3 separate regions of the Mus musculus genome follow, and regions 2 and 3 are each linked to region 1. A link is a loop called in an ENCODE intact Hi-C map of the cell type or tissue named here. Cell type or tissue: gastrocnemius. All regions are shown on one strand.

Region 1 (2,500 bases):
GTTATCTTATCTCACAGAACTGGAGTCTAGTAGTCCCTTGTACTATCTCCCTGATTATTTAGCCCATTACTATCTGGGGAGAAAGACATCCCTGCTTATTATGTTTGTGGATATTACTCATCTACAATGATGGGGATGGAGTTGATAAGCATCTGGGCTTATCAATGCAGAAATGCATCAATATGTTCACATGGGATGAGTGGCTGCAGCATTGACTCCAAGCCTTTTTTTGATAAGCACAGTCCACAGGGATTGGCATACGACAAGTTGGTTGCATTTCTTTTATGTGAATCTTGCTGGAAAGTTGAATGTGGCACTTTCAGATTCTGGTAGAAATGAAGAGTTCAGATAAGGTTCTTAGAAAATTGAAGAGATGTGAGCTGAGAAGAAAAAAAAAAAGCAAAGCAAGAGAGAATGGTTCCTGCAGCAACGGGAGTGCCAGTATGCTAAAAGCTATAGATAGTCGAAGCCATAGGATAAGTCAGCCTTGGGCACTGACATGTATTGAAAGGGAAAACATATTCTCCACACCCCAGGTGGGGCCGTCTTATGACAAATCCCTGTAAATGACCAGTTCCACCAAGGAGCTCACATCCAAGGAGTTCACATGATTCAGTGAACAGCAGCAGGCATTGTATGCATCAGGACATCAAAGTCAGTGCTGAAAAAGTACCTATTTAGTATTCACCCACAAAGATCACCGAAGGAAAGCATCAGATGGGACTTTAGCCCACACTTATTAACGGGATCATTGACTCATGAAGGAAGGAAATTACACAATTTTTAGCATGACTCATCACTTGCTGCTCGTTTTGATAAATGCCGTTGGAATCTCTGCTCTACAGCTATCTAAACTCAAAGTCCACTTACCAAGAAATCATACATTGCTTTGAATTTGTTAATGAATTTACAAGTGTCAGCACTGCACCGGAATTAGAAATGACCACTGACCTGAACTTTTAACAGAGTGGGAAGGTTTGCTAGGACAACTGACCCCTCTCCTTGTGACTGTGACTGCAAGGAGCATGGCTTCCTTTCCAGCTACTTCAGTGACAAATACACTACTCTAGTAGGCTCCCCATATCCCTGTGTGCCTCAGAATTGTCACCTGCAAAGCAGAAACAAGCCATCCTGTCCTTTATCCCCTTTCCCCTGTGTGCTACATGTATTATGAAGCATCACCACCAGATGGCGGAAGTGTAACATGTTGAGATTGATTGAGGCTGGGTGTTTTTTTTTTTTAATTACTATTATTGCTGCTGTTATTGCTGTTTTAGCATTTTTCAGAGATTATTGTTTCCAAAACATAGGAAAAGCATGTCCTTGGGCCTAGAAGTGACGCGTATCCCTTACACCATGTTCCTCTTGTGTATATGAGTATGCTATATAATGACATAGGAGTCGAAGGACCTATGCTAAATCCTCTCTCCTCCAACTGAATGTGTTTATGAAATGACTGTCTAGAAAATCTGATAATATGTTCAAGGTGTGGGGGACTGCTGCTCAGCTGTGGCTCTGTTCAATAACTCTCCAGCTTACCAACAGTCATGTTGGCGCTGTATTGTGGAATGTCACATGACATTCCACAATACAGCGCCAATAAAACGCCCGTTATTCACAACTGCCATCTGTCCATTCTAGTAGCCATATTAAAATATGGCTTATATTAGCATATTATCTTAGCATATTATTTGGTGAATGACCAAGTGACTGTGGCAGCACTAACAGCAACATTACCCACAGGTAGATTTCTTCAGCCTGCACATTATTGTTCCGTAAGTCCATGGCATCCATTGATGTTATTAGTGTCTGTTTTCAGAGGTAAACATTTAGAGATGTTTTGGTGAAATTCTGTCCACAAGAACTCACAACATATGGAATCCTCTTGGAGAATTCTAAGGAAGGCTGCATACTACAGTATTTGCAAGAATGATTCTTGCTCTATTAATAGCCTTTTCGGGCCAGGACATTAAGTCACCATTTGAGCTTCTTTTGTTGGCCATGTAATAGCAAAGGCATTGCTGTGTGTTGTGAATAGATTATCCTGCCCTGCCCACTGGGCTTTTACATAGATGTATGAATTTCAGCCAGTCTTCTTTTTATAAATGACCATCTCCTGGGAGGCAAAAAAGTAACTACCTCCATAAAGACCAATTTTATAGCTTTCCTGAAACACTTTTAAGCCCTTTTGCCTGCTGTGGCATAATATAGGTCGCTTTTGACCAAGCTCAAGAGAAGAGAGAATGAGGCTTTTTCTCACATAAAGATGTCCCGAGTGCTGATAAGTCATGTCTGAGGTACTCTGTTGGAGAACACTCCTCACAAAAGCTTGCCCTAGGCTGTTTGAGAGGACCTACCTAGTCAGCACTGGCTGGGTCTGCCTCCCTCCCGAAGCCATTAAACTCAGATCTGAAAAGCTGATGAGTTCGTGCAAGGGTGCATGTTATTGTTATGAATTCTCACACACCCCAGGCTCTAAACAACTTCATCAGCCACCTGT
Region 2 (2,500 bases), 76 kb after region 1:
AAGACTTCAACACCAGGAAGTTCTAGGGCCCCATTTCCGGTTTTCTCTGTAAAAATCCACATTCCCTCCCTTGATCTTAGCTAAGAGCACATTTAATCCAGACTCCACCCTACAAAGAGCCAAGCAAAAATCTTGTGATTGGGCAGTCTTTTCTCCTGCTAGAGAGCCCTAAGGCTCTGCCTTCGCTGTACAGAGTGAACACGAGGCATCATTTCTTCACAACTATAGCTTTTGCCAATAGTGTGTTTTTACTGACTGTTTTAACACAAGCAATGAATTACCACCCTCCTAACCCAAGACTCATGATCTCGGACGTGCCTTTGCAATTCCCTCTCTGACCTTTGCTTTCTTTCTCTGGCCCTGAGTCCACTCCAGCGACACTGTTGACAAAGCACATTCCTATGGTGGACCTTGGTCCTAAATGTTCCCTTTGTTTAAAGTGCCATTCTAAATATTCACCAGAAAAATCTCCTCTCTGTCCAAGTCTTTGTTCAGTTGTAACTATTCAATGAGACTATTCATTTTATGCCTCCGTAGGCAGCGTTGTCCTACTAGCCCCTTTGCCTCTTTATATCCATCAGGTCCTCAGCACCTTTCCTTATACTCTGTAGCTCTGTTTACTTACTTTGTTTAATTCATTACTTGTCTCCATTATTAAAATGTGCCTCCAATAGGATCAATGCCTGTGATTATTTTGTCTACTGAGGAATATATATATATATATATATATATATACACACACACACACACATACACATACATATATATATATATGAGAGAGAAAATGAATCTCTAATAATTTGTTGAATGAAGAAACATGATGTACATACTAAGATACATGGAAACAAAAATGTCCTACTTCTGAACTTCTTACCCATATCCTTCTGGTTTTCCTCATAACACATTTGCTTAAACAAGACATTGCTGAAAGTTTAATTCTGGGTCTGATATATGTCACATATTCATTCAATAGATTAAGGACTAAAAGCAGACAAATTCATTAAACACACACACACACATACACCTCTGATGTTAATTATTTTTTCAATTTCAGAATAAGTAACTCAAACAGAACCCCACAGTGTTATCTAACTGCTGTAGGTGCCTGGCACCGAGTCGTAGTAACATATGTATGAACGCCTGTTCATGTCTAAAACGTCTTTCTTTGGACTCAAAGGAATCTCTGCCCAATACTGCCACCTACTGACAAGCAGGCAGGAAGTCAGGACAACCACAAAGTGTACACCAGTTCTACAAACTTGAGAAAACAATGGACTTTTCCCAGAAATGGTCAACAAGGAATTTAATATCAACTCCCATAACTACACTAAGTCAAAGTTGTACAAGTGAAAGAAAATGACAAGGACTAGAATTACCTTGAAGGATTATGCCAGTGAGTGAGGTGGCCAAGCAGGAAAGCAAGAAAAGGGCGGTGGGAACAGGAAGTCCAACTGATAGGTGGCAGGGTAAACACTGACTTTCAGAGTTTTCATCAGCAACAAGAGCTCAAAGATTTGAGACTCAAATCAAATGTGTCTGTTTTCACAGTACTGTCCCTTCCTTAGCCAAACAGATATTCACTGAAAATTAAAACTTAATACATATATATTTATGTGTGTGTGTGTGTATATCACAAAACTCACAGTAAAATCATTTGCATTAATGGTATGACATGTAGGACATGTACCAAGTAGAAGCAAATGTATGCATGTATGTATGTATATATATGAAGTAGATGTGTATGTATATATACATATACATATATATATATAGTATATGTGCTATGTATATACATATGTATGTTGTTTACATACACTGTTCAGTACCAGTGAATTTAGACCATGAATCCTAGGAATGGCTGAAAATAAAAGAGCCTTTCTATTTTTCCCATCAAAGCCTGGGAACTCTTCTTCCAGTCCATCCGGGCTGGCAGGCAGTGTGCTAACAATCATTTGACACATGTTCTAGAAACATTTCTTTATATCACTATCCTGACTCTTGGTCTTTTGTTGCCTCTGAAAAGCCCTAACTGTTTCAAGCACATATTTTTTTCTTCAGAATTGTTTATTGTTTGCATTAAATCATCAATAAAAAATTTGTTAAACAGGAAATAAATATATTCTTATAATAAAAAAATGTGTTTTGAAAGTCCTAAAGGATAGATATTTATATAAGGGGGTGCGGGAGAAGAAACCTGAAAAAAAATTAAGGTTTTCTCAAATGCCTTCTGAATTTAAAATCTATACAGGAACATAGAACCAATAAAGAGTAGTAGTAAATAGGACTTAATTACATTGAAAATAGACTGTTTATTAAAATAATTTAAAAGGACAAACATAGACTCGTGAACATACCCCTGTAATGTAATAATTCCAAGAGAAGATTGTTTAGAAAAATCCATTTAATTATAACATTTCTTTAAATACAAAAAGCAATGGCACGAATGAATCCCCATGGCATAACCACAGCACCCATTCCTAGTGCTACCAAAGCACCCATC
Region 3 (2,500 bases), 500 kb after region 1:
TTAATTCCAGTCAATTCTTCCAGTGATACTTAAAGGTTTTGTTGCACTTGAAACATTTTGCTAAGTAAAAGCCTGCCATAGAAGCTTTAAGAGAAACAGCAAAAGAAAATTGCATGAAACAATAATTAATAATAATAATAATAATAAAGGACTTGAAGGTAATATTATGAGATTCATGGCAACAACAACAACAACCCAAAAACCTTTCTTGGTGGAAATGTGGCTGTTGTTATATATTCTATACAGTGGGCATAGATGCTAGTTCAGTTTGTACAGTGAGTTCAGATCCCCCAGTACCCATGCCTTAAAGAGAAAAGAAAAGAAAAGAAAAGAAAAGAAAAGAAAAGAAAAGAAAAGAAAAGAACAAAGGAAGGAAGGGAGGGAGGAAGGGAGGGAGGGAGAGAGAGAGAGAGAGAGAGAGAGAGAGAGAGAGAGAGAGAGAGAGAAAGAGGGAAAGGAAGAGAAAAAGAAACAAAAACAAAAACAGATTTGGTATATTTTGTACACACCTGCCATCCCCTCTCCGATGGATCTCTGAGAATCCCTAGCCAGGAAGTCTAGACGAATCAGCAAACTCTGTTTAGTGACACATCCTATTCCAAAAAATAAATGGGGATGATTAAGGTAGAATCCCCGAGTTGACCCCTGGCTTCCACATGCATACCCAGACACTTGTTCAAACACACCCACACACATCTACCCATGGGGGCGGGGTGGGGGTGCGGGTAGAGGGAGATGACGAAGAAAATGCGCTTCCAGACCAAAGAGACAGGAAGTACATTGTACTCCTGGTTCAGTAGCAGACCTCCGGGTGGACTTTGAATAGTAATTACTTGTCTGGACTCTGGTTATCTCTTCTGTGAAATGGAGGCCAGAGCACAACTGTGCATTCCTGCGCAGATCAAACAGTTCTTAATCAACTGAAGACTAATCCAAAGTTTGCCAAAGTTTAACATTCACCAGCTGACATGGCGCCACCATGTGGCAGTAGCAGGAACAGTTTCGAATACATTTGTCCCTTCCGCCTTTAAGACTGATTTCCATTTAAGGAGTTAACATAATTTCAAAGTACATAAAGTGAGAATTCATTGATCTACTTACTTTTCATCATTTCACATTTACATAAAATTTGAGGAATCACTCCACAGATAGGAAATTTTTAAAATCTAACATTGGTTATCACATGTGACAAAACAGGAAAATTATAATAATGAGATTGTACCATAAACGTCCATTAAAAAAAAAAAAGAAAAAAGAAAAAAAAGGTACAGCAGATTTATAAGCAACATGGCTAGAAAACTTCAAAATGTCTCAAGTTCTTAAAATTGGGGTTGAGCAGGTGGGTAGTGGAGCAGCTCTGGGTAAAAGTTCACAGCATACAAGGAGAGAAATAGCAGCGGTTGCTGGCAGTATTACTGCCTATTGCTCAGATGATGTAGGACCTAACATGAGCTAGAAAGCATGCTATATCTAACTCAGTAACCAGATAGTGAACAGAAGCAAATTATAATGCCAGTTTTATTATTGTAGTGTTTATGTTCCTCTTATCACTTATCGAATAGAATTGCAGTACTGGAGAGATGGCTCAGTGGTTAAGAGTGCTTGCTGCTCTTATAAAGATCCTGGGTTCAATTCCTAGCACTCACACGGTGGTGGCTCACAACTGTTCTGACCTCGGAGGCACCAGGCACATACATGGTAACCATACATACCCAACGGGCAAAACATTCATACTCATAAAATAAATAGATCTAATTTTTTAAATTAAAAAAGTAATCGTATCAACTTTTACTGATTTTAGATATCTCATTTTTTCTTTTAAATTAAAGTCTAATGTAAATAGCTTTATATTCACAAAAATAAATTCAAAGAAGAAAGTTTCCATGTACCCTAATACCCAAACTCCTATGTTAGAATCTAAGGTCCCTGAAGCCTAATTATCACAATTAAAAAGCAAATATTGGTTCTTTATTAGCAATTAAAGTACATCTCCTATTCAGCTCTCTGACTTTTCCTCCTATTTCCTTCCGATGGTCCTTCTCAAGACAACATCTCAGTCCCAGTGTCTCACCCTCCTCGTGCCTGTTTCTTGGGCTTTCCTCATGGTTGAAGACTTCAGCGTTTCTGCAGGGAACTGGTGCGGTATTTGTCTGGCAGCACCTCAGTTTGGTTTGTCTGATGTCAGTCTCTCCACAAGACACCAAGTATTTCTAAAATCAACAAGTCTTGCCACAGGAGATCACCCTGGCCATCTAAAGACGGTGCCCTGGCGAGGCTTCTTGCAACCTACCTTGTCTTCCCCTGCACATGCGCATTTATTCAAATGCAAAGCCCACACTGAAGTGTGGTCCCTGGAGGACCACAGAACTTAAAACTGAGGCGTTTCTAGAGGAGCCAGCCACATCCCCCACGTCCATCGACTTATGTGTTTAGCTATTTATATCACGGGGATAATGGGTATTTATTTTTATATTTTGGATAACCCAATATAACATTTTTT

What was found. A loop is a pair of places that touch in the nucleus more often than their neighbours do. Peaks named below come from ENCODE experiments on the same cell type or tissue, not always from the same donor. Only the 100,000 strongest peaks of a DNase experiment are listed, where the experiment ranks them.
Region 2: a loop joins it to region 1, with 4 times the contacts of the local background. A loop is called at or near these places in 26 of 42 quality-filtered maps.
Region 3: a loop joins it to region 1, with 4 times the contacts of the local background. A loop is called at or near these places in 12 of 42 quality-filtered maps.

What each region holds. Positions count from the first base shown.
Region 1 is chr10:26,994,428-26,996,927 of GRCm38, reverse strand. The region is part of intron 58 of Lama2 (laminin, alpha 2); the gene reads left to right. Among named protein-coding and RNA genes, the nearest start is that of Gm40618, 13 kb to the right of the region's middle. In gastrocnemius, a CTCF peak has its summit at 1,177 (motif pointing right); a DNase peak (open chromatin) is centred at 1,180; H3K27ac peaks cover 295 bases.
Region 2 is chr10:26,918,438-26,920,937 of GRCm38, reverse strand. Arhgap18 (Rho GTPase activating protein 18) reads right to left here. Exons shown (of 15, transcript NM_176837.2): 15 at 2,290-2,500. Among named protein-coding and RNA genes, the nearest start is that of Gm30534, 46 kb to the left of the region's middle. In gastrocnemius, a CTCF peak has its summit at 1,200 (motif pointing left); a DNase peak (open chromatin) is centred at 1,165.
Region 3 is chr10:26,492,930-26,495,429 of GRCm38, reverse strand. It overlaps Gm30034 (a long non-coding RNA gene), which reads right to left. Exons shown (of 6, transcript XR_871559.3): 4 at 510-593. Among named protein-coding and RNA genes, the nearest start is that of Gm30034, 59 kb to the right of the region's middle. In gastrocnemius, a CTCF peak has its summit at 978 (motif pointing left); DNase peaks (open chromatin) are centred at 721 and 968; H3K4me3 peaks cover 218 bases.